2 separate regions of the Mus musculus genome follow, and region 2 is linked to region 1. The links are chromatin loops, found by intact Hi-C in ENCODE. Cell type or tissue: left cerebral cortex. All regions are shown on one strand. Each heading gives the region's core, and the rest is flanking DNA. Links, peaks and the distances in the headings are about the cores only. Region 1 has its middle 400 kb from the start of Gm30214. Region 2 has its middle 180 kb from the start of Gm36448.

Region 1 (16,159 bases), core at 3,816-11,815:
AATGCTTCTAATATTGATTTTAAAGATGATAAATTGTTTTAAACTTGGGTTTTGCTTTCCCAAGGTTGTAGATATTATCCTAACGTTGCAAAAGAAACTTGAAAATTATGGTTAAAACTCCAAGTGTTCCATTGACTGCAGCTTGCAGTTTGATCGCAAATTTAAGATTTTCTACTCACCCATATATTGTTAATTAAGATTATTACAAGAGTAATCATCTTATGAGAGCACTAATACAGCTCTCTGTGGCCATACAGCCATACAAAGCTCAGAGCAGCCTCAACAGGGCTTGTGTTACTTTCTTTTGTCTTGCAAACGGTGCCTAAGGAAGCTCTTGAAACTTGCCTCTCCCTGCCTCCAGGGGAATTTTGTTTTAGCTAAAAGAACAGTGTTGCAGATCTATCCAGATGTTGTTCTAAATAAAGTTCTAATTCAAAGTTTATAAAAGGGTCAATCAGACTGTAGAACTTATAAAGGCATTACAATCTGGCTTGCCTACTTCATGTAAGGTTATTATAGGTCTAAAGGTTCGTTTTTTGTTTTTGTTTTTTTTTTTTTTTTGTTTTTCCCCTTGAATGATAAAGGGTTTGCTTCTAGTGAACTGGTAATCACTGGAAAATTTTGCCTCTAGGTGTGGCTAATATAGCTTTACATTATGTAAGAAAAATTTTTATTGTCTCTGCTTCTATACAAGAAGCTAAGAGTTTGAATCTTTCAGTGTATATTGTTTCCTAAGTGAAAAATGTTTTATTAACTAATGCTTCTCAAGAAAAATTTACCTTAAATCCTTGATCTCACCCAAAAGATTCAGAGACAATATCTTTTTATTACTTAGGGTTTTAGTTTACTACAAAAGGTTTTGCAAAAAATAAGAAAGCTTTTATAATTATTATTAATTATATTCATTGGTAATTAAATATTAGCTGTGCCCAAAACAATTCTTTGGCCAGAAAAAAACATTATTGTAAAGTCATTTTTCTCATCCTCCCAGATTGTTGGCCCACGTGGGCCCAACTAGCTGCTGGCTGCTGTGGGGCAGGGCCTTGAGACACAGTTTCCCAGAGCTATAGTACTGTGAGAGGCCACCATAGGCGGGGAGCCTTACAGCGAACTCAAGAGAGGGCCGCATTCACATTTGCCCCAAGCCTCCACGTGTCCCGACCAGAGTAGCCATATTTTCAGAGTAGTCATATTTTTCCCCCCTGCTAAGGCTCAGGGTGCTCCGTCACCCTTGTTTGAGTTTTCTAGCCTGAGAAAAAGGCCGAGGTGGCGGCGGTGGTGACAAAAGCAGCTGTGGCAACAGGGCCAGCTCTGCCCCAGTGCCAGGACCGGAGCTGCCGCTTGACATAGTGGCAGGTCAGACATGCACCGCCTTCTCCACTTCAAAATTACAGGGCTCAACAGCGAGTTAAAATCCCAAACCAGAATATCCATCAGTTGCTCTGCTACAGCACTTTCATGTCAGGTAGAATCCTAAGAATGATGACAGTCAATTCTTATGTTTTAACCATTGCTTAAGTTCTTTAGATTGATGTAATGTACATAAAATAAAGTCTCTAGAAGTTAGACCCCCCAAACCAAACAAAGAATTCTCAACAAAGGAATCTCAAATGGCCCAAAAGCACTTAAAGAATGTTCAACATCCTTTGACATCAGGGAAATGTAAAACAAAAGTACCATGAGATTTCACCTTATACCAATCAGAATGTTTCTCCACATCCCTGCCAACATGTGTTGTTACTTTAGATTTTGAGTCTTTAGATTATGCAGTGGCCCTTGTTTACGTTCTTTAGATTGATGAGGGACACCTGAAATCTGGTATGTGTCTTATAAATGATCTGAGGACAAGAGCACATTTTTTACTCTGGAAGGTGTTACAATAGACCCTAGTTTAGTTTCTGTCCACCAGGGGGTGGAGTTTCCTAACACAAGATCCTTATCTGTGTGAACTCTAAGCTTCATAGGTTCATCATTTGATGCCATTTCATCATTTCTTCATGTGAAGAGTTGAGAGCATCACTCTGGTGACACTGAAGATGAACAATTCCCCAGCTTTAGTGACTGTGATGCTGTTTATACTTGGTAAGTGAAGTGACTTAAAAAGTGCACTATTTTTCCAATTCTCTTGGCCCCCTGGGCCTCTCCCCTGTTTCCCTCCATCCCTTATACTGTGCCTCCTTTTCCCTAGCCCTCTTCTTTCCCATTGAGAACCCTCCTTCCCTCTGCTTCTCATGACTATTTTATTCCCCATTCTAAGTGGGATTTAAGCCCCCACGGTTGGGCCTTTCTTCTTGTTTAACTTCTTACAGTCTTTGGGGATATATCATGGGTATTCTGCACTTTTTGGCTAATACACACATATCAGTGAGTACACATCAGGTATGTCATTTTGGGTTGGGGTTACTTCACTCAGGATGGTATTTTCTAGATCTATCCATTTGCCTGCAAAATTTATGATGTCCTTGATTTTTATAGCTGAATAGCACTTCATTGTGTAAATGTACCACATTTTCTGTATCCTTTTTTTGTTGTTGTTAAGGGACATCTGAGTTGCTTCCAGTTTCTGACTCTTATAAATAAAGCTGCTATGAACATAGTAGAGCACAAGTCCTTGGGGTATCATGGAACATCATTTGGATATGTGCCCACAAGCAGTATAGCTGGGCCTTCAATAGAACTATTTCCATTTTTTCAGAGGAACCATCAGATTGGTTTCCAGAGTGGTTGTACAAGTTTGTAGTCCCACCAGCAATGGAAGAGTGTTTTCCTTTCTTCACATCCTTGCCATCATATGCTGTCGCTTGAGTTTTTGATCATAACCATTTTTATTGGTGTAAGGTAGAATCTCAGAGGATCATTTTGATTTGCATGGCTTAGGATGTTGACTATTTCATTAAGTGCTTCTTGCCATCTGAGATTTTTTTTTTCTGTTGAGAATCCTCTGTTTAGCTCTTACCCCAGTTTTTAATTGGATTATTTGGTTTTTGGAGTTTAACTTCTAGAGTTCTTTATACGTTTTAGATATTATTTAGATATTATCCTTCTATCAGATGTAGAGTTAATGAAGATCTTTTCCCAATCTGTCTTCTGAGAGCCTCTATGAACTGCTGACTGAGAAAGACAGATTCTCACAGCCAAGCATTGGTTGGGTAAAGACTTGCTGCCTCCAGGGAATACCTGGAAGGATACCCTCTCAGAGGCAAAGGGGAGGGGAAGGGGTGGGGGCGAGAAGAACTCTGTAAGGAGGAGCAGAAGGCAGGGCAACATTTGGAACAGAAATACTAAATAATAGAAAGTGCACTCTTCTATGATGTCAGAAAAATATTTAATTACCTATGACATAGATATCTTTTTCTTTCAGGGAGGACCCATGGAGACTCAGTGATCCAGATGCAAGGTCAAGTGACCCTTTCAGAAAACGACTTCTTATTTATAAACTGCACTTATTCAACCACAGGGTACCCGACTCTTTTCTGGTATGTCCAATATTCTGGAGAAGGTCCACAGCTCCTTCTGCAAGTCACAACTGCCAACAACAAGGGAAGCAGCAGAGGTTTTGAAGCTACATATGATAAAGGAACCACTTCCTTCCACTTGCAGAAAACCTCAGTGCAAGAGATAGATTCGGCTGTGTACTACTGTGCTATGAGAGACACAGTGGCAGAAACTGCAGGGGCAGCTGAGCATAAAGTCTGAGAAGCAAAAGAAAGCCTGACTTTTGATAATTTTCCTTTTGAATCATCCTGTTTGCATGCAGTCTGTGTTGTGTACCAACATTTCTCTAGTTGATGAAAGTCAAACAAATGGTCAGAGCAGAATACAAAATAGATGATACTACAACTGTATTTTTGTACAGGAAATTAGAACTCCCATGAAGTGGAAATTTAAGGATTCATTGGAAAGTCAATTGTGTTGGATGGTGTTTTTCTGGGACAAACACAAGAAGTATTTTCCTGAAGTGGACATAAATGAAAGGCTGTTTTGCTAAACAAGCATGTGAAAGGGCATGTGATGAAGGATTCTTCACTAACAACATGCATGTATTGGTCCATCTTACATATGTTGTTGAGCTCCGATCTTTGGGACTCCATAGAGAGATATGTACCAAAAAACCTGCAGCTTTAGTGGTCAGCCAAGACAGATGCACATGCTGAGGCAAGACTGTAGCCTCCCTCAGCCTTGAAGCAGGCTGATCCAGACTTTGACCTTGCTGCCACTAAGAAGGAGATTACCTAGGGTAGAGCCTTCTGACCTTGATGGCTCTATTTGCTCTTCTCCAAGACTCTACTTCCTGCTGAGAGGTCCTTGAGATATTCCCGAGACACGTCCTGTAGATCGCCTATGGGCTGGCTCCAGGCACCAAGAATGGGCTGCAGGGGACAGGCCTTCCCTCTTTATAAGCACGGATTCTCAGTAAACTTCAGAAGCTTTGAACAGAAAGGTTTGTCTTGGCCTCATTCTTTTCTCATTGTCTGATCTTTTTCAGCCCCAGCCCACCTTTCAGGGGAACCCAGTTCACATGGCCGAGGGGGGCTACACAAGACACATGGTGAGGCAAGACCCATGGAGGACATGTGATGTTTGGAGGGAGTATAAATAGAACTCAACGGACAGATGGAGACTGAGCTTGGCTTTCTGGTAGAGCTAGCTGTGCAATGCTTGTGGGTCTAGAGTCTTCTCTAAGCTTTGCTTCTCTGAAAGAAGCACAGCCTAGAACTTCTCCTGGCTTTCCTGCTGGTCCTTCCTGCTGACTCATGCTTAGGCTAAGTCCTGGCTGTCTTTACTAGGTATTGCCACTGATGCTGATTTGTGTTTGCTATCCCAACTCTACTGAACTGTACTGCTGGTATATCTGTGAAGTGTTTGTGAGTGGATGGAGCTGCCACTGTTAACCTGTGAACTGAATTGCTGATTTCCAGACAACACAGATAGGAGTTGCTCCAAAGGACCATTTCTAAACAGGTCCACTTTTCCTGTATCCTTTCTTTTCCACTACCTCTGGCAGGTCGTACACATAAAGCATTTAAGAACCATCATTAAAAATAGGATTTGAAAAAATTAGAGTTACCCCTGAAGGACATCAGTGGTTTCTCACACAGGGTCACAGTGATTTCACAGTAGAGCAGTGAAAACAATGAAGTGGTCAGTTGTCCCCATTCCACATACAAGTCATTATCTACATACTGTTTAATGTCATCTCCAGTAAGACATACTGTGCCAAATATACCAGAAAAGGTGGCATGACATCTAGATAATGTCTACCTAATACTACGGAAAGAGAAGTTATCAGAGGGCTACAGCCCTTTTATAACTCGGGATTTCTAGTAGAGAAAAATGCATAGAAAAGAAAGAAGAAAGCAAAGCTAGAGCATGTAGGTGATTTTCAGATTTGCATTATTCCAATCTAATCCCACAATCTCATCCCCAGCCCCGGAGCACACTACCTCCTGTGGATTCGCCTCCCTTGTTGTCTCCATTTCCATAGGACTGAGGAGATCCTGATGGCATGCCTGGTTTCTTCCCAATTGTGGATCCTGTCACTCCATGCTTCCTTTAGCATATCTCCATCTCCATGCCAGCACCTAATATCAAGAAACCCATTCTGTCTATAACCCTGGTTTATCCTATCAGGATCTCAGAAGCATTCTTTAGCAGTCAACCTATAGTTACCACACTATTCCAAGAAGCAGGGAATGCAACAGAAACTAAGGAACAGGACACACATCCCACAAAGACAAGACCAGACACCATCACCTAGAATTACAATGATCTCAAATCTAGATGCCTAGATTCCAGAGTAAAAACAACCAATAATAGCCACGATGATATCTCTCCACTAAAGACCAGAAACCCTACTATAGAAGGTCCTGAGAAATGCAGTGTAGCTGAAGCATAAGACAAGAACTTCAAAATAGATTTTGTGAACATGATAGAGGTCTTTCAACCTAAATCTAAAGATGGACATGTCTATAATGGTACAAAAATGTTCCAGACTACCAAATACATTAGACCAGAAAAAGAAGTCCCTTTATTACAGAATAGTCAAAACACTATACGCATAGAACATAAAGAATATTAAAAACTAAATAGTGAAATGCTGGACATTGCAGCCATCATGAATCAAATGGATACCAGATATCTACAGAACATTTCACTCAAACACCAAAGAGTATACCTTCTTCTCAGTACATCACAGAAATTTCTCTAAAACTGACCACATGCTTAGTCACAGGTAAATCTTATCAGACACAAGAAAATTGAAGTAACCCCATGTATCCTACCAGACTACTACAGATTAATGCTAGATTTCAGCAATAGCAAAAACATTAGAAAGCCTACAACTCATGGAAATTGAACAACTCTATACTGAATGATTACTGGGTCATGATGAAATAAAGAAATTATAAACTACCTAGACTTCAGTAAAAATGAATAAACAACACACCAAAATTCATGGGACACAATGAAAGCAGTGGTAAGAGGAAAGTTCGTAGCACCAAGTACCTTTATAAAGAATTGGAGATACACCATACTAACAGATTAATGGCACACCTGAAAACACTAGAAGAGAAAGAAGTAAACAGACTCACAAGTAGATCAAACTTAAGGCTGAAGTCAATAGGAGAGAGGGGGATTGGGTTGGGGGAGACAGAGAGACAGAGAGAATAATACAAAGAATCAACAAAACCAAGAGCTGGGTCTTTGGGTAAATCAACAAGATAGACAAACTATTAGCCACACTAACTAAAAGACACAGAGAGAATATCCAAATAAAATCAGAAAAGAAGAGGGGGATATAACAACAAACACCAAGGAAGTCTAAAATATTACTAAGTGACCCGTCTAGCAGATCCAGTTATTCGAGGGTCTCAAGGGGACCTTCTCCTAAGAACCAAATTGGGGGGTAGAGAGAGACGAGAACCTTGTGCGAATAACAACACGGAAACGTTCTGAGTTGCATCAAGGCCCCAATGTATTAGCCAGGCCCAAGGTTTAAATGCACAAGCAAAAGGGGAAGTACTTCTCAACAGGAGGAATGGGGCAGCAGAAATGCACCTCAGCAGGAGGGATGGGGCAGAAATTTTTCTTTTGGTGACTACACGGGGAAGCAGGAACTTGGCGGACATCGGGCGCTGACTTAGGGCTGGAACAATCTGTAGTTGTTCTCTGAGCGGTGCATCGGTGGCCCGCTTTTGACTCCCTTTTCTTCTCGGGGTGGGGAGAGGCCCAATTCAGAGATCAAGAGTTGTCTTAATGGCTCCCAACAACTAAGTCTTTCTTTAAAAAAAATCTGTACTTGTCCCCTGCTTGTTGAGTCTTCTGGATCAAGCAGAGTTGCCCTGAGTAGCCTGCTATTCCACAAGACCTGCATTCTCCCACCACTTCTCTGCCTATCTCATTGTATCTGCAGCTCCTAAATAATACAGACCTGCAGATCTAGAACCATACAACCCAAGGATACCTATCAGAGACTTGCCATACTAGGACCATTGAGGCTAAATACCCTCTCAATACCTACTACAACAGCAACATCCAGGGACCAAAGCCACCCAGATGGGTAAAAGTCCTTGAAAGATCACCATAAAAAAGCCAGGACAACATGATTCCTTCAGATCATAGATAACCTTTTACAGACAACCCCGGATATCCTAACACAACCAGAGCACAAGAAAATGACCTTAAATCCAATCTTATAAAGATGATAGAGACCTTTAGAGAGGAAGCAAATAAATCCCTTAAAGATATACAGGAAAATGTAATTAAAATGGTGAAGGGAATAAATAAAAACAATTTTCAAGTCCTGAAAGTAGAAATACAAGCAATAAAGAAAACACAAAATGAGGGAATCCTGAAGATGAAAACCTAGGGAAAAGAACAGGAACAACAAATGCAAGCATCACCAGCAGAACACAGGAGATGGAAGAGAGAATCTTAGGTGTAGGAGATACAATAGAAGAAATTGATACACCAGTCAAAGAAAACATTGAATCTAAAAAATTCCTGACACAAAATCTGAGAAACCATGAAAAATCTGTGATTCTTAAGATTAATAGGAATACAAGAAGGTGAAGAGTCCCAGCGCCAATGCCCAGAAAATAGTTTGGACAAAATCATAGAAGCAAATCTTCCCAACCCAAAGAAAGAAATGCCTATAAGCATACAAGAAGCTTATATTACACCACCTAGACTGGACCAATAAAGAAAATCCTCCCCCCATATAATAATCAAAACACAAAATCTACAGAACAAAGAATATTAAAAGCAACAAGGGAAAAAGGGCAGGTAACATACAAAGGCAGACCTATCAGAATTACATCGTACTTCTCAACAGAGACTCTAAAAGTGAGAAGGGCCTACACTGCAGATGCAAACCTAGACTACTCTAACCAGCCAAACTTTGTATCACCATAGAAGGAGAAAACAAGATATTCCATGACAAAACCAGATTTAAACAAGATTGATCCACAAATACATCCCTACAGAAAATACTAGAAGGAAAACTCTCTCTTGGATAACTACATCCAAGAAAACAGAGGAAATAAGTAATTCCATAGCAACAAAAGCAAGGAAAATACACACACACACACACACACACACACACACACACACACAAACCACCAACATCAAAATAAAAGAAAATAACAATCACTGGACAATAAAGTCTCTCAACATCAATGGACTCAATCCCCCAGTTTAAAAAAACAAACAAACAAAAAAAAAAACCCACAGGCTTACAGAATGGTTATAAAAACAGGATCCATCATTCTGCTGCACACAAGAAACATATTTCAGGCATAAAGATAGATACTACCTCAGAGTAAGGGGCTGGAACAAAGTTTTCAAAGCACATGGACCCAAGAAGCATGCTGGAATAGCCATTATAATAAATAATAAAATAGACTTTCAACCAAAATTTATCTAAAGAAATGGGGAAGGGGAAGTATAATAGACTTTATACTTAATCATCAGAGGAAAAATCTACCAAGATGGTATTTCAATCCGAGCATCTATGCCCCAAATACAAGGGTACCCACTTTTTGTAAAAGAAACATTGCTAAAGCTTAAATTATACATCAGAAGCCCTGAGGACCAGAAGAATGAATGGGAATATGTAACCTAGAGGGGAGGGGGACAGGGGTGTGGTGAGAGGTGGAGCAACTCTCTAGAATGTACTGAAGACCTGGGAAGTGAGAGACTCTCAAGACTCCAAGGGTGGGACCTTAGATGAAATACCCTACACTCAGGAGAGGGAATTTGTAGAGTCCACCTCCAGTAGAGAGACAGAGCATCAAGTGGAGGGATGGGGTTGCTGTCCCACAGTCAAAAACTCTGACTCAGAATTGTTCCTGCCTAAAAGAACTACAGGGACAAAAATCGAGAAGAGACTGAGGGAAACCAACTTGGGATCCATCTCAAGGTGAGGCTCCAAGGCCTGACACTATTACTGATGCTATAATCACTTTTCAAAGTGTCTTTTTTCTGTCCTGTGACTCCTATTAGCTGAAAGTTAGAGCTGCACAGTTGCTGCTGAGGTAGAACAGAGGCCACATTACTTAATCCCCACTGTTAGGCTGCAGGTGTCAATCCCCTAGGCCAGCAGCTTTTCACCCTTAGAAAGAGCAAGAAAGATTTTAGGATTTTTTTAGAAGTTATCATCAGCATTTCAGTACAGTTAGAGAGCTAGAATGTCCAGAGACCCTTAGACTTTAAAGTCACACCAGAGTCCTACTTTGTGCCTGCTGCCACTACCCTCTCCAGTCCTGGAGGCTCTCGGCACTTCGCAGCACCTCATGAATTCTTCTTCAAAACTGACCACATAACTGGTCAAAAAGCAAGCCTCAACAGATAAAAGAAAATTAAAATAACGTCTTGTATCTTATCAGACCACTATGGTTTAAAGCTGTACTTCAATAACAGCAGAAACACTAGAAAGCCTACACACTCAGGAAAACTGAACAACTCTCTACTCAATGATCAGGGAAGAAATAAAGAAATTAAAGACTATCTAGAATTCAATGAAAATGAAGACAACATACTCAAATTTATGGGACACAATTAAAACAGGGCTAAGAGGAAAGTTCATAGCACTAAGTGCCTCCATAAAGCATTTAGAAAGTTCTCATACCAGCAATTTAAAAGTACACCTGAAAACTCTAGAAAAAAAAAAAAGAAGCAAGCACTCTAAAGAGGAATAGAAGGCAGGGAATAATCAGAACCAGGGCTAAAAGCAATCAATTGAAAACAAGGAAAACAATACAAAGAATCAACAAAACCAAGAGTTGGTTCTTTGAGAAAGTAAACAATATAGACAAACCCTTAGCCAAATGAACCAAAAGACAGACAGACAGTATCCAAATAAAGAAAATCAGAAATGAAAAGGGAGACATAACAACAGACACTGAAGAAATTTGAGGAATCTTTAGGTCTTATTTCAAAAGCTTGTACTCCACAAGATTTGAAAATCTGAATGAAATGTATGATTTTTCTAGATAGATACCACTTAACAAAGTTAAATCAAGACCAGGTAAACTATTTAAACAGCCCATTAACTCCTAAGAAAATAGAAGCAGTCATGAAAAGTCTCCCACCCCATCCCCTCAAAAAAAAGCACAGGGACAGATGATTTTAGTGTAGATTTCTACCAGACTTTCAAAGAAGAGCTAATAGCAATACTCCTCAAACTATTCCACAGAATAGAAACAGAAGGAACACTGCCTGACTCATTCTATAAAGCCACAGTCACTCTGATACCTAAACCACACAAAGACTCAAGAAAGAGAACTTCAGACTGGATTCTCTTATGAACATTGATACAAAAACACTCAATAAAATACTCACAAACCAAATCTAAAGCACATCAAAACCATAATCCATCATGATCAAATAGGCTTCCCTCTCAGGGATGCAGTGATGGTTCAGTATGAAAATCCATCAACAGATGCAACACATAAATAAACTGGAAAAAATCACACGATCATCTCATTAAATGCTGAAAAAGCCTTTGACAAAATCTAATACCTCTTTATGTTAAAAAAAAAGTATTAGCGAGATCAGGGATTCAAGGCACATACCTAAATATAATCAAAGCAATATACACCAAGCCAATAGCCAACATCAAGCTAAATGGAGAGACACTTAAAGCAATTCTACTAAAATCAGGGACGTGACAAGGCTGCCATTCTCTTCAAATCTATTCAATGTAGTACCTGAAGTTCTAGTTAGAGCAATAAGACAACAAAAGGAGATCAAGGGGATATGAATTGGAAAGGGAGAAGTCAAAATATCACTACTTGAGGATGATATGAAAATATACTTAAGTGACCTCAAAATCCTAACAGAGAACTCCTACAGGTGATAAATAGCTTCAGCAATGTGGCTGGATACAAACCTCCTTTATACAAATGATAAACTGACCAAAAAGGAAGTTAGAGAAACAACACCTTTTACAGTAGTCATAAATAATATAAAATATCTTGGTGTAACTCTAACTAAGAAAGTGAAAGATCTGCATGACAAGTACTTCAAGTCTCTGAAGAAAGAAATTGAAGACTATATAAGAATATGGAAAGTTCTCCATGGTCATGGATAGGTAGGATTGTTTTTGTTTTAATTTAATTTAATATTTCTCTTACTTCACTTTACATCCTGCTCACTCTCCCCTCCCCGTCATCCCCTACCACAACCCTTACCCCACCCACTCACCTTCTCCTCTGAGTGGGTGAGGCCCCCTGAGTACCCACCCTCTCCCCCCACTCTGGTACATCAAGTCTCTGTGAGGCTAGTATGTCTTTACTCTCCCAGTGAGGCCAGATAAGGCAGCCCAGCTAGAACAGCTAGGAGCAGCAAGGTCTAGGTTCAGCCCCTTTATGTTCTTTGGTCCACTCTGAGAGCCCCAAGGGTTGATCTAAATAACTCTAGATTTGAGGGATGGGAAGCATACTATCATCATCTTTCATATTGTTTGTGTTTTCTTTGTGATTAGAACTGGGCATGGTAGACTTTGTCAATTGTTTGTGTGTCTTGTGATTATACAGTAGCTGAGCTGGTACATAGGATTTGCCACAAGTATGAAACTCAGAGGTTGGTCAAGAGACAATTAGGACTCAGCATTCTAGACTGGGTCCTTGGTTTTGGACATGAGGTAGTTTTGGGGGTTGGGAGGTGTAGCCACCTGCGGCCACACTAACTGGGTTCCTGCGTGGGAGGCCGGAGCTGTATGTGTAAGGCCCCCTTTCGGGGACCCCCACTCTAGTCTCGGGAGTGTGAGAGCACCCAAAGAAACACGAGGACCCACTCGCTGTAATTACATGAGGACGTTTAATTACGGATTTCCAGACCAACATACATCCCACACAGGAGATAACGGATGTCGGCCACGAGGCTTGAAAGCCAGGGGCTTTTATGGGGTAAGGGGCTTAGGGGTGTGGAATTCAGCATAGCGACACACTATTGGCTTATTCAAACATTAACAGAAAGAACACAGTGCATCAGGACTTTGTTCCTGTGGGCTGGGGGCTTATCTTTGTTCACATAGCAACCAGTTGATGTATGACTTTTACCCGGCGCCAAGGGGCAATAGACAGAGGGGAGATTCCGGCCAGATGGTGTTGACTTAGATAATATAGCCCCATTTGTCCTTGAATACCTTTTCATCTTTACGGCCAAGATGTTCTTAGGAATGCCTTATCAACAGCCCTGCCTTGGCCTGCCTGGGGGCTTGTTCTGCTTTGTTCTCAGTCCCAGACCGGGGCAGTGGGCTCTTAAACAACTCACAAGTTACAATATTTTATCTTCCTTCATATGGAAGGAAACAGCAAGAGAAATAATGGAGTCCAAGACATGTTTCTGTTCAAGGCCCCAAAGTTTACTAAGAGTCTATGCTTACAAAGAGGGGAGGTCCATTCCCTGCAGATCTATTCTGGATGCCCATCACCAGCCTGTAGGCAATCTGCCAGACAGAACTGGTTTGGCAAGTAGGTGTAAATTACTGGATTGCTTGCAGTCTCAAGGGCCTCTCAGCAGGTAGCAGTGTCTTGGAGAAGAGAAGCACAGGTGACAGAACAATAGAGCCATCTAAGTCAGAAGGTTCCACCTCAGGTGGTCTCATACTCAGAGGCAGCAAGGCCTGAATCAGCCTGCTTCAAGGCTGGGGGAGGCTACAGGGAGGGGTGCTAGAAAGGTCAGGCATACTTGGCAGTCTGTGTTGGTATGTAATGGCTGGGATGAGCCCTGAGGTTGGACATTAACAGTAAGACATTTCTAAAGAAGATTCCCAACCAAGGCCCCAATAAATGAGCTAGTAGTGGAGAGGTCCTATTCTCCAGATTCTGTTTGCTTTGAGGATCACAGATCTTTTATCTTAAATTATATCTTTGCAGACTGTACATCTCTGAATCTTATTCAGACTTTTATTTTCTCTGTTGCTTAAAGCCCAACCAAAGGGACTCTCCTCTGCCTTCTCATGTTTTTAGCACCCAATGTTAGGATCCTTGGTTTCTTTGAGAAGTTTAAAGTTTAGTGTTTTGAGGTTTCTTGTGGCTCTGTTGTTTAGTTTGTGACTTCCACAATTTTAAATATCACTTCCCTCCCCTAGCAGCCACACATTTGATGCTTTGTGTCAGGTTCATGGTGGTGCAGGAAAGTGCTGTGTGTCTCAAATGTGCCATCTTCCTGCTCTTCCAGGAGACCTGTTAATCTAGCTGCATACATTTTATTGCAAGTCTCTTACAGGGAGGTGTGTATCTTACAAAGACTGTAAGACTTAGAAAGACTTCAAGTTTAGTTTCATCCCTCTTTTGGACATTTCCCAAGCCCATGGTTCTGGTTGTTTGTTGTTTTCATTCTTCTCCCTCCTTTGTGTGTGTGTGTGTGTGTGTGTGTGTGTGTGTGTGTGTGTGTGTGTGTGTGTGTGTGTTTTGAGAAAAGCATCTCTGTATGTCACAGGCATAACTTAAATCCACATTTTCTTGCTTCAGCCTCCCAAACTAGAATCCCTCCTGGGAATATAAGCATATGCCACTATGATTATCTCTGTCTGCAGGTTTCATATTTACTGAGAAATGGGTGTTGTTATTATTGTCATGGATAATGTACTGTTGCAGACAACAGTTTGAGTCTGAGCATCTTCCTCTCAGCCTGTTCTCTTTGCACTTGTTGATGGTAAAGAAAATGATCAAACTGTGTTGTGCAGATGCTTAACTCTTGAGTAGGAAAGGATCTTTTGTCTCTAGCTTCTGCAAGGTCTCAAAGCCCACCATAAGACAGTATAGGAGGCACAGCTGTCTTTGTGCTCACAGATATCACTAGGGGGACTTGGAATGTGAAATATGCATAGTTTTCCTTCAAAGGAGTGATTGAATAATCTGTTATTAGTCCAGAAGTTTAGGAGCATGTTGGGAGCTTTTAAGGCAACGCTATTGTCCTGATCTCTGAATTGGGCCTCTCCCCCCAGAAGAAAAGACGGTCAAAAGCGGGCCATCGACACACCGCCCCGAGAACAACCACAGATTGTTCCAGCCCTAAGTCAGCACCGGATGTCCTGACCTCAAGATACCCTGATACCACCAAGTTCCTGCTTCCCCATGTAACTGCCTAAAGAACATGCAATTCTTTTGCCCCATCCCTCCTGCTGAGAAGTACTTTCCCCCTTTTCCTTGTGCAATTCTACTGCCCCATCCTTCCTGCTGAAAGGCACTTCCCCTTTGCTTGCGCATTTAAGCCTTGGACCTTTCGAAATACATTGGGGCTTTGATGCATTCCAGAACGGGGTTTCCGTGTCCTTATTCGCACAAGGCCCTCGTCTCTCTCTACCCCTCCCCCCCCATTTGGTTATTAGAAGGAGGTCCCCTCGAGACCCTCGAATAACTGGACCTGCTGGACGGGTCAGGAGCACATGTGGTTAATAACTCGGCTACCTTTGCATTGTCTGTGTGGCCAGGACCACAGCCATCCCTTCCCCATTCTCATCCCCACCCTCATCCCCATCATTATCCGAAGCTTGTTTTTATTGGAACCATCTTTATGGAGGGTGTCTCCATGTACTTAATTTACCAAGAATTTCAATGTTGTCTTGTCCAACTTTTATTTATTTTATTTTATTTTATTTTATTTTTCAGGGAGATTAAAATATGTTTCATTGTGTACACAGGATTGAGTCAGTTATCACCAGAAATGATTTCATCAAATTATCCTGCACTTATATATACCTAAATAAAACCACTCAATATCAAACTACCAAAATATGAACCAACACTTGCTACTTAGTTGTGCTGATCCAAACTGCCTGCTCGCCTCCAAAGATATTTACTCTCCCAGATGTGGAGGTCTCAGAGACTCCTGCAGTACAGTTGTTTGTTGACTTGTTTCTATGTGTACCTACTTCAGCTCTGGCATAGATATTCCCCTGGTACATACAGTTTTATGACTATGTTAGAAATGAAGAGCAAGATAAAGTGAAAGGGTTAGGGAAGAAGAGAGAGAAGGAAGAGGGGAGAGATGGAGAGGGGAGGGAGTCAGAAAGTGGGAGAGTGAGAGAAACCAGATCTAGAACTTTCACAGATCAATTTCACTCAGCAGGACTTAAGATTAGAGAATAAAAGTTAGAGAAATTAACAAGTCCCTAGGTTTTATTTGTTTTATTTAGAGTTTAGGTGTTGTACTCAGCTCCATCTCCTGTATCAACTCAAGTAAAGTTCTTTTTACACACAAGATTGGTCCTGGCTCCAAATGGAATAAAGAGTTCCAGACCTTTCTAGCTCTGACCTAAATAAACAGCCTGTCCAAACCATCTTTAAAACGTGAAGATGTGTCACAGTGTGTCCCACAGTATATGCACAATGAGATTTTGTTTTGTTTTCTTTATTATTTTTGCTTTTTATTTTGCCTTTGTGGGTGGGCGGAGGTTGCAAGGGAGGAAGGTGGATATACAAAGCACCCTGGAGATGAATGGAATCAGGGTACATCATGTGAAACTCACAAAGAGTGAACAAAAATACTTAGAAACAAAAACTAAACTTGAAAATGGATTTGAATGGGGGTGCCGGTGGTAACAAGGGTTAGAGTTATGCAGTACAAAAATAAAACCTCATGCAGATTTCCATTGCAGACTTTTCAGAGGTGACTTTTTAGTACAGGTGACTGCTAGTGTCCGAAACCTATT
Region 2 (16,159 bases), core at 3,465-11,464, 710 kb before region 1:
AAAGAAGATTTACACAAAACTCATTTGTAAGAGTAGTTAACTCATTTCAGAAAAACTTGTTCCTCTACAATCATCAAACCTAGATTTAATAAAGCATGTGTCTGCAACTAATTCACTAGATGGGTCTGCCGATATCCCCACAGTGCATAACAGCTGTAAGAGCTTGTGTCAGCTTGGTCCTTTCTCAAATTCAGAAACTGTCAAAAATTAAGTTTAAATTTTTACATTTCTGAAGAGCACCAGACCACATCCAATTAGGCAACTTGAGAAAGAAGTTGCTTCAAGGATAACATTTTATATGTATATATGTATATGTTCCTAGATATAAACTTTTCAGTGCATATATTGTTATATGTATGTGTATTTCATGAATGTACATCTGGCACTGGACAATCAGTGTGCTATTCTTTGTGGAGTATCACCTCTCCTGATTCAAACATTACTCACTTACCTATACTATAGTCCTTTGTGTAAGGTTAAGGCATTGTGTACTTTTTTGTCATTTCATCAGTGTCCATGTTTGTGTATTCATATTGGTAAGAATTCATGGATATAGCTTCTGAGTTTACAAGGAAACACATTCTCCAGATTAACTGGCTCACATGATCTTTCTACTCTTCCTTTGCACTGTTTCCTGAGCCTTAGGTGTGGGAATTTTCGAAGATGTATGCACTGGGACTAGGCTCCACCATATATATATATATATATATATATATATATATATATATATATATATATATATAGTTAGTTAGTTAGTTAGTTAGTTAGTTAGTTAGTTAGTTAGAGGAAGTTAAAGGGGAATTACTGGATACGTGTGACTTGATAAGGTAAATGGGAAAAAGAAATTCATTGTAGGGAAGGGGGATGGAGAATAATACAGAAGAAGGGGATGATGATTAATGGAATGGAACTGAAAAATAAAAAATAAACCCTCACACTTTTGGACACCTGGTTTTCCCCCTATCTATCTATCTATCTATCTATCTATCTATCTATCTATCTATCTATTCATTCATTTTTACATCCCAACTGCTGCTCCTCTCCCAGTCTCCCCTCCTAGAGTCCCTTCCCAACCTCTCTCCTCTTTTTCTCTGAGAGGATAGGGAGCTCTCTGGATATCCCTTCATCCTGTGTGCATCCAATCTTTATATGATTAGACACACCCTCTCCCACTGAGGCCAGACAAGGCAGCTCTCTTGGACAACAGATTCTACAGACAGGCAAGAGCTTTAGGAACATCCCCAGCTCCAGTTGTTGGGGGGCCCACATGAAGACTGAGTGCATCTTCTACATATGTGCATCTTCTAGCTCCAGCCTGTGTATACTCTTTTGTCAGTGGCTCAGTCTTATAGAGCCCTCAATGGTCCAGGTTAGTTGACTCTGTTGGTCTTCCTGTAGAATTCCTATTCCCTTCAGGGTCTTCAATTTCTCCTAACTCTTCCATAGAGTCCCTGAGCTCTGTCCAATGTTTGGATGTGGGTACCTGCATCTGTTTCAGTCAGCTGCTGGGTGAAGCCCCTCAGAGGACAACTTGATCCTGTCTGCAAGCATAACAGAGTATCATTAATAATGTTGGGGATTTGTGATTACCCATAGAATAGTTTTCAAATTGGGCCACTTATTGGTTGGCCATTTCCTCACTTTCTGCTCCATCTCTGTCCCTGCATTTTTTGTAGACTAAACAAAGTTTGGGTCAAAAGTTTTCTGGGTGGGTTGGTAGATACTTGATTTTTGACAAAGAAGCCAAAACAATGGAAAAAAGAAAGCATTTTCAACAAATGTTGCTGGTCTTACTGGATATATGCATGTAGAATAATGCAAAAAGATCCATATTTATTACTATGCACAAAACTCAAGTCCAAGTAGACCAAAGACCTCAACACAAACCAGATACTCTAAACTTGATAGAAGAGAAAGTAGGGGATAGCCTTGAACCAATTTTGGCAGAGGAAACAACTTCCTGAACTAATTGCTCAGGCACTAAGATCAACAATTAATCAATGGAACCTCATGAAACATAAAAGCTTCTGTAAGGAAAAGGATACTATCAAAAGGACAAAATAGCAGCTTATATAATGGGAATGATCTTCACCAACCCTATATCTGAAACAGGGCTAATATTAAAAATATTTAGAGAACTCAAGAAACTAGACATCAACTAACCAAATGACTCAATTAAAAAACTAGAGACTTCTCAACAAAGGAATCTCTAATGTCTGAAAAACAAAGAAATGTTCAATGCCCTTAATCATCAGGGAAGTGCAAATCAAACTAACTCGGAGATTCCATCTTATACCATTCACAATGACCAAGATAAAAACCACAAATGACAGTTAATGCTGGTGAGGATGTGGAGCAGGGGAAATACTCCTCTATTGCTGGTGGGAATGCAAATTTGTGCAACTACTTTGGAAATCCATTTGGCAGTTTCCTATAAGATTGAGGATAGTTCTTCCTCAAGATCCAGCTGCACCACTCCTGGACATATACCCCCAAAAAGCCTCCACCATACGACAAGGTGTCCAACTCAACTATGTTCATAACAGCTTTAGATATAATAACCCCAAACTGGAACAACCTAGATGTTCCTCCATCAAAGAATGGATAAAGAAGATGTGGTACATTTTCACATTGAAGTATTACTCAGCTATTAAAAATAATGATGTGAAATTATCAGAGAAATGGATGGAAGTATAAAAGATCACCCTGAGTAAAGTAACCCAGACCCAGAAAGACAACATGGTATGTAATAAATTATAAGTGGGTATTAACCATAAAGAACAGGATAACCATGCTATACTATACACAGATCAAAGAAGATAAGTAACAAGGAAAGCCCAAGAGGAATGAATGTTTGGATCACTCTGAGTAGGGGAAATAGCATATATTTCAGGGTGCATGGGTGGTCAATGGAGGAAGAGGACTAGGTGTTGGAGTTGGTGTGGATGGGAGTAGGCAGGATCAATTTGGGAGGAGGATGGAGAGAGAGAGAGTACTGGCAGAGACAACTGGAAATATTGTGGAGTGATCCAGAAATATAGAACAATGAAAACTCCCAGAAATATATGAGGGTGACCTAGCTAAGACTCTTAGTAATCGGTGATATGGAACCTGAAATGACTATCTCCTGTAACCAGTCAAGACTTCCAATGGAGAGACTGGGACACCAATCCAGCCTCAAAATTCTTGATGCACAATTTGTCCTGCCTACAAGATATACAGGGGTAAAGATGGGGCATAAATTGAGAGACTGGCTTAGCTTGAGGCTCTTGCCATGAAAGGGAGTCAACCCAGACACTATTAGTAATATTCTGCTATACTTTCAGACTGGATCCTAGCATAACTGTCATCAGAGAGAATTACCTAGGAACTGATGGAAATTGATGCAGAGTCCCACAGCCAAATATTAGGTGGATCTTGGGGAATCCTGTGAAAGAGAGAGAGAGAGGAAGGATTGAAGTAGTCAGAGGGTTAAGGACACCATAAAGAAATCTACAGAATCAACTAACCGGGGTCCATAAGCGCTCACAAAGACTGAATAGGCAGCCAGAGGGCATGCATGGGACTGACCTAGGGCCTCTGCACATATGTAACAGTTATGTATCTTGGTCTTCATGGGAGGGTACTTCTAACATTAGGAGCAGGGGCTTTTTCTGACTCTCTTGACTACCCATGGATTCCCTTTCCTCTAACTGGGCTGCCTTGTCTAGCCTCAATAGGATAAGATGTAACTTATAGTCTTACTGTAACTTGATATGCCAAGGTTGCTTGACTTCCATGGGCAGCCTCCCATTGCTGAGAAGAAAGGGTGGAGGGATAGATCCAGGAGAGGGAAGATGAGAGGAGAATTTGGAGGAGTAGAGGAAGGGGAGGTAGTGATGTAAAGCAAATAAATAACTTAATTATTCATGAAAGTAACACGTGTATACAGGAATAAACACACAGAAGGATGCCTCTGACACAGCTATAGCACACACACAGTCAAATATTTGTGACAGTTATTATAAATGTTCATAAAATATAAACATTTTATGTACACATAAAATATCAAGAACTAGGAAAAAGATGTGGGCAAAGGTGAGAAAGAACAGCTTTGTGAGAAGACAAATTCTGTCAATGAGGAAAAATTACCAAGACCAAATTGAATGACAGAAGGCTCTCCCACAGAAACATGGTAGCCATGAAAGACAGACTTATGAGTGGAAAGCTTTAACACTTGAGGAACAAGCTTTTCTGAAGAGGTGAGCTGGCTGCTTGGGTGCTCTCTACAAGTCCTCAAGGAAGAGCCACAGATGCCTCACCAATCTCAAATAATAGTCAGCTTTGTGTTCCCTAAAAACAGGCACCACTATTCACAGACATTTGAAGAAAAGAGCTAAGAATATGTCAGTCTACATTTGATGCAGAGTGTGGTATAACCAATGAGCCCAGCATGCCAGCCATAACTCCTCTGCTGTGACTGTCCGGTGCAGTTAATCTGCAGACATTGTTTCAAGACACCAACGAACTCCTAACTAAATGGGCAGCACAAACCCATATTTTAAATTTCTAGATGGTAAACAGAGCAGATTGTAATGATTACACATTCTCAGAGCCAATTTATAATTCTTTAATTTTATAATATCTTTATCAGAGCTCCCAGAGACTAAACCACGAACCAAAGAGTATACATGGAGGGATGCATGGCTCCAGATATATATGTTGCAGAGGGTGACCTTATGTGACATCAGTAGGAGGGGAGGCCCTTGGTCCTGTGGAGATTTGATGCCCCAGCCTAGGGAGATGCTAGACTGGTGAGGTGGGAGTGGGTAAGTGGGTGGCAAAGGGGAGGGGGAAGGAAGGGTTTGGGATGGGGGGCTGTGGAGAGGTAACTAGGAAGGGAGCTATCATTTGAAATGTAAATGAATACAACGATTAATAAAAATAATAAATGTTACCTCCTTCCAGCCTAGCAAGGCTGGCTGTGACCATCTGCCACTTAAGTGGAGCCACCTGCTGTGTTGCTCCTTTGATGTGCCACTACCTGCCGGAGGCCCAACCTGCGTGAGGCTAACCGGTTCTCTTCCAAGATTTTCCAGAGTTAGCACCGAACTGTTATTTTCGAGAGTTCCCACTAAAAGGTTGATCTGTCTACTTCAAAAGAACTTTACTTGGCTAGAAATGGGCCTCCCCTCTTCTTTATAAAGCTTGTTTGCTGACATTAAAATTGAACCTTGATCAGAATGACTATCTTGGTTTCATCTTTCTCTCGTGCCACCTAGCTCCCTCTTCTCTTTCAGATTCTAAGATGCTTTCTCAGAACAGAACCCAGACATGTGAACTGCTGACTGGACACAACATATCTGGTGCCCACACGGGGCTGAGAAATGGCAGAGGACATTTGGAAGAAGCACTGCTGGTTTGGAGCTCCATGAAAGAAGAAGAAAATAATTAAAGGAAATTCATACCAGAGAAGGTCGTTATGGGCTAAGTTGAAACAGCGTTTAACCTGAGCGCTAATTCACTTAGGTTCAGCAGTGAGGCTTATCAGGAGCTAGGAACGTAACAGGCAGTTAGCTGTAGCTCCCAGAAGCTACATTTTTAGGTGTGAAAAAGAAAGGGTTTATTAAAAGGAAATTAATAATCAGGCGGACTGCATCATGAGGGAGGAAAATGTCCCAAAAAGCAGAGAGAAATTTCAGGAGTGCCTTGCTTTGTTCTCTCTGGGCTTTACAGAAGAAGTACTCTGCCCCTTTTGTGTTTTGTCTAATGTCTGGTACACCAATCTGTTCACGTGTTCAATTCATGTATGTTTGTGTCCAGTCTGTATAAATGAATGTTCTATGTTTTATGTTAGATAATAAAGATAGCTAAAATACTTTATCTGCAAAGCTGAGAGCTGCCACGTACTTCAACCAGAAAACAGACACATGGCAGGAGGGCCCCCGGCTAGAAAAACTGTTCATTATAGAAAAAAAAGAGAGAGAGAATGAGAGAGAGAGAGAGAGAGAGAGAGAGAGAGAGAGAGAGAGAGAGAGAGAGAGAGAGAGAGAGAGAGTCTACAGCCTCTTAGTTTTGGGGTAAAAAAGCTGATAAATGGTTTTCTCCTGGAGGGTTCTCTACAATCGTGATTAATGTGTTTGGCAAATGATAAGGTGCTTTTTATTCTATGATTGTAGCTAGAAAAATTAATATTCTCTAATTGGTCTAAATGTAACTGCTCCATTTGGTTTTTTTTTATTGGTAATGTGCTCTATGTGTTTTCACTATCAGCTAATAAGTTATGGTTAAGATTAATAATTGTTACATTGCTACAGATGGTTAGTCTTAAAATTGATAACTCAAGTTTAATGTCTTTCCAACACGTGGTATAAGGCAGGCCAAGAGGCTGGGTCTCTAAAGATATTTCTAGTTGAGATAATAATTAATGTGATTCCTATCCTAAAACGTAAAATTAAAGATAAGATTTAAAGCAATGTCTCTTTATTAAAGCATTAAAACTTACATGTATTTATAGGTATCAATTGGCAGCCAAACTTTGTAACATGATAGTAATGCTTCTAATATTGATTTTAAAGATGATAAATTGTTTTAAACTTGGGTTTTGCTTTCCCAAGGTTGTAGATATTATCCTAACGTTGCAAAAGAAACTTGAAAATTATGGTTAAAACTCCAAGTGTTCCATTGACTGCAGCTTGCAGTTTGATCGCAAATTTAAGATTTTCTTCTTACCCATATATTGTTAATTAAGATTATTACAAGAGTAATCATCTTATGAGAGCACTAATACAGCTCTCTGTGGCCATACAGCCATACAAAGCTCAGAGCAGCCTCAACAGGGCTTGTGTTACTTTCTTTTGTCTTGCAAACGGTGCCTAAGGAAGCTCTTGAAACTTGCCTCTCCCTGCCTCCAGGGGAATTTTGTTTTAGCTAAATGAATGTTGCAGATCTATCCAGATGTTGTTCTAAATAAAGTTCTAATTCAAAGTTTATAAAAGGGTCAATCAGACTGTAGAACTTATAAAGGCATTACAATCTGGCTTGCCTACTTCATGTAAGGTTATTATAGGTCTAAAGGTTTGTTTTTTTTTTTCCCCTTGAATGATAAAGGGTTTGCTTCTAGTGAACTGGTAATCACTGGAAAATTTTGTCTCTAGGTGTGGCTAATATAGCTTTACATTATGTAAGAAAAATTTTTATTGTCTCTGCTTCTATACAAGAAGCTAAGAGTTTGAATCTTTCAGTGTATATTGTTTCCTAAGTGAAAAATGTTTTATTAACTAATGCTTCTCAAGAAAAATTTACCTTAAATCCTTGCTCTCACCCAAAAGATTCAGAGACAATATCTTTTTATTACTTAGGGTTTTAGTTTACTACAAAAGGTTTTGCAAAAAATAAGAAAGCTTTTATAATTATTATTAATTATATTCATTGGTAATTAAATATTAGCTGTGCCCAAAACAATTCTTTGGCCAGAAAAAACATTATTGTAAAGTCATTTTTCTCATCCTCCCAGATCTTTGGCCCACTTGGGCCCAACTAGCTGCTGGCTGCTGCGGGGCAGGGCCTTGAGACACAGTTTCCCAGAGCTATAGTACTGTGAGAGACCACCATAGGCGGGCAGCCTTACAGCAAACTCAAGAGAGGGCCACATTCACATTTGTCCCAAGCCTCCACGTGTCCCGACCAGAGTAGCCATATTTTCAGAGTAGTCATATTCCTACCCCCCACCCCCACCCCCGCTAAGGCCCAGGGTGCTCTGCCACCCTTGTTTGAGTTTTCTAGCCTGAGAAAAAGGCCAAGGTGGTGGTGGTGGTGACAAAAGTGGCTGTGGCAACAGGGCCAGCTCTGCCCCAGTGCCAGGACCGGAGCTGCAGCTTGACATAGTGGCACGTCAGACGCGCACCGCCTTCTCCACTTCAAAATTACAGGGCTCAACAGCGAGTTAAAATCCAGAGTTCTTTTCAGAGTGACTCCACATGCCAGGGTGTCAGGTGGCCAGGGCTAAAGAGGACTTAGGGCAAACACCGCCCCAAGTACCCTGTGGGTGTCAGGCCCTAGACCACAAAGCCACAACAAGGCAGATGGGCGGGGCTGAGGTAGCACTCAACTCAAAACACAGTTTCATCATCCTATTATAATCACTATGATACTAATAAAAAATTATAAAGTATATTCGTGTATTTTAGAAAACCTATAACAAAAATTGTGTCTTAAAAACATAAGTGTCTGTTCCTTGTTCCAAACAGCAATTAATTTGGTTATTACGAAATATTAATAATTGACCTATTACATACCATCTTTTTAAATAGATTAACAATCAATATCCCAAATATAAGTTAAAAATTGTTTTTATACATGCTTTCATATCTTCTATAAATTCATGAATGCATACATCCCAATTATTGTGTTTAATAACAACCCCAATATGAGACGTAAGTAAATGTAAATTAGATCACATGCTTAGTCTCTTAAGTTTCCCCTGTTTCAGCACAAATAATCTAGTTGTGTGCTGTAGATGGTGTTTTTAATTGCTGAAAAATCAAACCTTAATTTGTATATTAATAGTCAATGTTATATCTCAGAGCTCAAAATTGCTTAAGATTGTTCGTCCCTCAGATGCTATTAATTCTCAAATTTGCAATTGCTTATGCATATACAACTCATAAAAATAATGCTGTCCTTTTAAGAAGGCAGTTTTTAGGCATTTATTAAATTGTTCTAAACTGCCTGGACATTTTAAAATAATGCCAGGCTAAATTTATATCTCAGACAGTCTATAGGTCATACATATAAGGTAGATTAAATATATAACCTCGTTCTTTATATATTCATAACAGTTATGGTTTAAGATAATATTTTAGTATTCTTAAAAATTGTGCATGTATAATTCTTTCCTTTTAGTGTCCTCAGTTACTACTTGTTTCCACATAATAGTGTTAATTCTTGAGGACTTTTACTTAATAATTTGCTACAAATGAATGTTCTTATTTCTAGTTAATAAATAAATAAATTATCCATATGTGACTCTTAATAACTTTTCAAGCTTTCTAGTTACAACCGCTCCTTAAGAGAAATAATTGAAAGTGCAATTAGTCACTGACCCTTTACAGCCAAGTATTTAAAATGTTTTGTCAACAAGTTATTAATTCAAAAGATTAGATATTGTGAAACTTCAAAACTTTAACTTCTTAATAGACAAAAAAGGGAGAAATTTTATCCCCATACATACTATTTAGTGCATTCCCATGCACACTATTTAAATCATAACTTTATTTTCAAATTTTGAAACTTAAATGTCAAAGAATTTAATAAATGCTTTATAGTATCTTAAAAGGATCTACTTATTGGCTTATAGATTGATCCTAAACAGCTGCCTTATTAGGGAAGAGAAAAACAGGTTCTCTCCACAGAACGCTGCAAAAGCATGATGGTTAATTCATATGATGAGCTGGCAGGTAAGTTGACTCAGTGTCCTGATTAAAGTAACTAGGAAACTAAATTGAGTACATGTTTTAAATCCATCCTTGCTTACCATTTTTCGAGTTTAGACTAGCTTCAAGCCTTTTAACTTTATGGCAATAGTACATCAGAGACTGTATATTCTGACTTAGTAAGATTAGTCATTTAATAGAGTCATAATGATTTTTCTCGTTTCTTCATTGTGACCAGTCATTCTAACTCAATCTTAGACTGGTCTAATATTTAGTCCACTATTAGAAATTCATATTGTAGTTAACTAAAATTCTTAATTACCTAGCAAAGTTAATTCAGAGCACATCCTCCACTTCCAGAGAATCTCTGGCCTTTTTACTAATTCTAAAACCAGTCCAGAGACTGAGCTTGAGCCTTACTAATTTGCTACTGAATAAAGTACCTGGACTTCCCCAAAAGAAGCTTTGTGATGTTACTCTTCATTGTCTAAGATTTTTGTCTTTCAAGCAGGTCAATCAACACCTTCAGCCGGATTGCAGGGGCATGCATCCCCACCCCCTAGAGCACGCTAGAGGCAGCTGTTCTTTTCATTCTAAAGACATATTGTGGCTTTTGGTCTGACTTTAAATTTAGGTTTGCTATGAGAGCTAAAAAGGTAGAAATTTCATATACTAAAAGAGATTGGTTTTTATTCTGATAGACGGGCTTAGTCCCTTAGCTGGTGCCTGGTTTTCCACCCTTGCTGTTATTGCAAGGTCCCCTTAGTTCCTCAGGCTGTGGGAATAACAGAGATGAGGAGGATGACCTCCAGCTCCTAATATAGCCTAAGAGCCACAAATTGTGGTGTTACTAGTGACATAATTCTTGTCGAGGCCTTGCTAAATCTGAGGTTGACAATTCTCCTTTAAGAGCTGCACAGTACTCAAAACTGTGCATAATGATTCATGATCATACGAATACAGTACGGGTACTGCTTGGGTGCAAAAATTTACTGCAGGAGAAGGTCCAGCTTGACCATTTCTGGGTTCCCTGTGAGATACACCCGGTTTGGATAGAGGTTGGTATCTAGTTCCAGTTACAACCAAAAATATCTTTCTAAGGCTCTGCCTCCCTTCCCCAAAAGATACCAAGAGCCACAAGTGTGGGTCGTGATAGCACCCACGGGAAAAATCGGGTCAGTTTCCCCCCAAGCCATGGTTAAAGCCCACTCATCTACGGATGAGAAAATCATTTGATCACCTAAGTTTAGCGTGGCCCTATTAAACTTAATTAATAGGGGAAGAGAGAGGTTGGAGACCATACCGTTAGAAGGGCAAGCCCTTCACTGCCTCCCACCCTAAAAAGCCAATTGGCCTTGTACTATGGAGCTGGTCGTCATTCCCTCCTCCCTGTTCCCCGCCTGTCATCCAAGAATGCAGAGGAAGATCCACGTGCTCTCCTTTAGTGTTATCTTATTATAGTGCTTTTTAAAATCAAATCCTGATATAGTTAAGTCTTCACCAGAGTTCCAAGGTCCTAGTATGACCGTGAAATTCAGTAGGAATTCAGCAAAGAAGTTACTAGGACAGAAAGGACAGTCTTATCCAAATAAGGGTTTACCATAAGAAAAGTTAGGGACTCTCACTGAGACAGGTTTCTTCATTCATTAGACCCTAAGAATTCAGGCAGAATTATAGAGCATAAATAAATTTTTTGCCTCAGTCCAGTTTTGTTTAATATTATTTAAAGGGGGGAAATGTTACCTCCTTCCAGCCTAGCAAGGCTGGCTGTGTCCATCCACTGCTTAAGCGGAGCCACCTGCTGTGCTGCTCCTTTGATGTGCCACTACCTGTCTGAGGCTAACCGGTTCTCTTCCAAGATTTTCCAGAGTTAGCACCGAACTGTTATCTTCATGAGTTCCCACTAAAAGGTTAATCTGTCTACTTCAAAAGAACTTTACTTGGCTAGAAATGGGCCTCCCCTCTTTCTTATAAAGCGTGTTTGCTGACATTAAAATTGAACCTTGATCAGAATGACTGTCTTGGTTTCATCTTTCTCTCGTGCCACCTAGCTCCCTCTTCTCTTTCAGATTCTAAGATGCTTTCTCAGAACAGAACCCAGACATGTGAACCACTGACCGGACACAACAAATAAAGAAAATTTAAAAAGTATTCACTCTTATTTTATGTACATGGATGGCTTGCCTTCATTTGTGTTTATGTATCATGTGTGTACCTGTTGCCCAGAGAGGTCACAAGAGGGGATCAGTTCCTGTGGAACTGTAGTTAACAGATTGTTTTGAACCACTGAGTTTGGTTCTGCAAACCAAAACTCAGTCCTCTGAGAGAGCAACAAGTGCTTTTAAGTGCTAAGCCATCAGTCCAAGGCCATATAGTATCCTACTACTAGTTTGGATCAGTGAAAATAAATTGGTAAAACCTATATCTTGCCATTCAGTTTATCATATGGTAAATCCCAAACCAGAATATCCATCAGTTGCTCTGCTACAACTCTTTCATGTCAGGTAGAATCATAAGAATGATGACAGTCAATTCTTATGTTTTAACCATTGCTTAAGTTCTTTAGATTGATGTAATGTACATAAAATAAAGTCTCTAGAAGTTAGACCCCCCAAACCAAACAAAGAATTCTCAACAAAGGAATCTCGAATGGCCCAAAAGCACTTAAAGAATGTTCAACATCCTTTGACATCAGGGAAATGTAAAACAAAAGGACCATGAGATTTCACCTTATACCAATCAGAATGTTTCTCCACATCCCTGCCAACATGTGTTGTTACTTTAGATTTTGAGTCTTTAGATTATGCAGTGGCCCTTGTTTACGTTCTTTAGATTGATGAGGGACACCTGAAATCTGGTATGTGTCTTATAAATGATCTGAGGACAAGAGCACATTTTTGACTCTGGAAGGTGTTACAATAGACCCTAGTTTAGTTTCTGTCCACCAGGGGGTGGAGTTTCCTAACACAAGATCCTTATCTGTGTGAACTCTAAGCTTCATAGGTTCATCATTTGATGCCATTTCATCATTTCTTCATGTGAAAAGTTGAGACCATCACTCTGGTGACACTGAAGATGAACAATTCCCCAGCTTTAGTGACTGTGATGCTGTTTATACTTGGTAAGTGAAGTGACTTAAAAAGTGCACTATTTTTCCAATTCTCTTGGCCCCCTGGGCCTCTCTCCTGTTTCCCTCTATCCCTTATACTGTGCCTCCTTTTCCCTAGCCTTCTTCTTTTCCATTGAGGACCCTCCTTCCCTCTGCTTCTCATGACTATTTTATTCCCCATTCTAAGTGGGATTTAAGCCCCCATGGTTGGGCCTTTCTTCTTGTTTAACTTCTTACGGTCTTTGGGGGTGTATCATGGGTATTCTGCACTTTTTGGCTAATATACACTATCAGTGAGTAAACATCAGGTATGTCATTTTGGGTTGGGGTTACTTCACTCAGGATGATATTTTCTAGATCTATCCATTTGCCTGCAAAATTTATGATGTCCTTGATTTTTATAGCTGAATAGCACTTATTGTGTAAATGTACCACATTTTCTGTATCTTTTTTTTGTTGTTGTTAAGGGACATCTGAGTTGCTTCCAGTTTCTGACTCTTATGACTAAAGCTGCTATGAACATAGTAGAGCACAAGTCCTTGGGGTATCATGGAACATCGTTTGGATATGTGCCCACGAGCAGTATAGCCTTCAATAGAACTATTTCCATTTTTCAGAGGAACCATCAGATTGGTTTCCAGAGTGGTTGTACAAGTTTGTAGTCCCACCAGCAATGGAAGAGTGTTTTCCTTTCTTCACATCCTTGCCAGCATATGCTGTCACTTGAGTTTTTGATCATAACCATTTTTATTGGTGTAAGGTAGAATCTCAGAGGATCATTTTGATTTGCATGGCTTAGGATGTTGACTATTTCATTAAGTGCTTCTTGCCATCTGAGATTTTTTTCTTTTCTGTTGAGAATCCTCTGTTTAGCTCTTACCCCAGTTTTTAATTGGATTATTTGGTTTTTGGAGTTTAACTTCTAGAGTTCTTTATACGTTTTAGATATTATTTAGATATTATCCTTCTATCAGATGTAGAGTTAATGAAGATCTTTTCCCAATCTGTCTTCTGAGAGCCTCTATGAACTGCTGACTGAGAAAGACAGATTCTCACAGCCAAGCGTTGGTTGGGTAAAGACTTGCTGCCTCCAGGGAATACCTGGAAGGATACCCTCTCAGAGGCAAAGGGGAGGGGAAGGGGTGGGGGTGAGAAGAACTCTGTAAGGAGGACCAGAAGGCAGGGCAACATTTGGAACAGAAATACTAAATAATAGAAAGTGCACTCTTCTATGATGTCAGAAAAATATTTAATTACCTATGACATAGATATCTTTTTTCTTTCAGGGAGGACCCATGGAGACTCAGTGATCCAGATGCAAGGTCAAGTGACCCTTTCAGAAAACGACTTCTTATTTATAAACTGCACTTATTCAACCACAGGGTACCCGACTCTTTTCTGGTATGTCCAATATTCTGGAGAAGGTCCACAGCTCCTTCTGCAAGTCACAACTGCCAACAACAAGGGAAGCAGCAGAGGTTTTGAAGCTACATATGATAAAGGAACCACTTCCTTCCACTTGCAGAAAACCTCAGTGCAAGAGATAGATTCGGCTGTGTACTACTGTGCTATGAGTGACACAGTGGCAGAAACTGCAGGGGCAGCTGAGCATAAAGTCTGAGAAGCAAAAGAAAGCCTGACTTTTGATAATTTCCCTTTTGAATCATCCTGCTTGCATGCAGTCTGTGTTGTGTACCAACATTTCTCTAGTTGATGAAAGTCAAACAAATGGTCAGAGCAGAATACAAAATAGATGATACTACAACTGTATTTTTGTACAGGAAATTAGAACTCCCATGAAGTGGAAATTTAAGGATTCGTTGGAAAGTCAGTTGTGTTGGATGGTGTTTTTCTGGGACAAACACAAGAAGTATTTTCCTGAAGTGGACATAAATGAAAGTCTGTTTTGCTAAACAAGCATGTGAAAGGGCATGTGATGAAGGATTCTTCACTAACAACATGCATGTATTGGTCCATCTTACATATGTTGTTGAGCTCTGATCTTTGGGACTCCATAGAGAGATATGTACCAAAAAACCTGCCGCTTTAGTGGTCAGCCAAGACAGATGCACATGCTGAGGCAAGACTGTAGCCTCCCTCAGCCTTGAAGCAGGCTGATCCAGACTTTGACCTTGCTGCCACTAAGAAGGAGATTACCTAGGGTAGAGCCTTCTGACCTTGATAGCTCTATTTGCTCTTCTCCAAGACTCTACTTCCTGCTGAGAGGTCCTTGAGATATTCCCGAGACACATTCTGTAGATCGCCTATGGGCTGGCTCCAGGCACCAAGAATGGGCTGCGGGGGACAGGCCTTCCCTCTTTATAAGCACAGATTCTCAGTAAACTTCAGAAGCTTTGAACAGAAAGGTTTGTCTTGGCCTCATTCTTTTCTCATTATCTGATCTTTTTCAGCCCCAGCCCACCTTTCAGGGGAAACCAGTTCACATGGCCGAGGGGGGCTACACAAGACACATGGTGAGGCAAGACCCATGGTGAGGCAAGACCCATGGAGGACATGTGATGTTTGGAGGGAGTATAAATAGAACTCAATGGACAGATGGAGACTGAGCTTGGCTTTCTGGTAGAGCTAGCTGTGCAATGCTTGTGGGTCTAGAGTCTTCTCTAAGCTTTGCTTCTCTGAAAGAAGCACAGCCTAGAACTTCTCCTGGCTTTCCTGCTGGTCCTTCCTGCTGACTCATGCTTAGGCTAAGTCCTGGATGTCTTTACTAGATATTGCCACTGCTGCTGATTTGTGTTTGCTATCCCAACTCTACTGAACTGTACTGCTGGTATATCTGTGAAGTGTTTGTGAGTGGATGGAGCTGCCACTGTTAACCTGTGAACTGAACTGCTGATTTCCAGACAACACAGATAGGAGTTGCTCCAAAGGACCATATCTAAACAGGTCCACTTTTCCTGTATCCTTTCTTTTCCACTACCTCTGGCAGGTCGTACACATAAAGCATTTAAGAACCATCATTAAAAATAGGATTTGAAAAAATTAGAGTTACCCCTGAAGGACATCAGTGGTTTCTCACACAGAGTCACAGTGATTTCACAGTAGAGCAGTGAAAACAATGAAGTGGTCAGTTGTCCCCACTCCACATACAAGTCATTATCTACATACTGTTTAATGTCATCTCCAGTAAGACATACTGTGTCAAATATACCAGAAAAGGTGGTATGACATCTAGATAATGTCTACCTAATACTACGGAAAGAGAAGTTATCAGAGGGCTACAGCCCTTTTATAACTCGGGATTTCTAGTAGAGAAAAATGCATAGAAAAGAAAGAAGAAAGCAAAGCTAGAGCATGTAGGTGATTTTCAGATTTGAATTATTCCAATTTAATCCCCCAGCCCCGGAGCATACTACCTCCTGTGGCTTCGCCTCCCTTGTTGTCTCCATTTTCATAGGACTGAGGAGATCCTGATGGCATACCTTGTTTCTTCCCAATTGTGGATCCTGTCACTCCATGCTTCCTTTAGCATATCTCCATCTCCATGCCAGCACCTAATATCAAGAAACCCATTCTGTCTGTAACCCTGGTTTATCCTATCAGGATCTCAGAAGCATTCTTTAGCAGTCAACCTATAGTTACCACACTCTTCCAAGAAGCAGGGAATGCAACAGAAACT

The links. Hi-C counts contacts between places; a loop is a spot of excess contacts. Peaks named below come from ENCODE experiments on the same cell type or tissue, not always from the same donor. Only the 100,000 strongest peaks of a DNase experiment are listed, where the experiment ranks them.
Region 2: a loop joins it to region 1, with 10 times the contacts of the local background. A loop is called at or near these places in 10 of 42 quality-filtered maps.

Annotation. Positions count from the first base shown.
Region 1 is chr14:53,426,725-53,442,883 of GRCm38, forward strand. It overlaps Tcra and Trav6-3. Among named protein-coding and RNA genes, the nearest start is that of Gm30214, 400 kb to the left of the region's middle. In left cerebral cortex, for the core only: no CTCF peak of the experiment used is centred there; no DNase peak of the experiment used is centred there.
Region 2 is chr14:52,712,820-52,728,978 of GRCm38, forward strand. It overlaps Tcra and Trav6d-3. Among named protein-coding and RNA genes, the nearest start is that of Gm36448, 180 kb to the left of the region's middle. In left cerebral cortex, for the core only: no CTCF peak of the experiment used is centred there; a DNase peak (open chromatin) is centred at 7,934.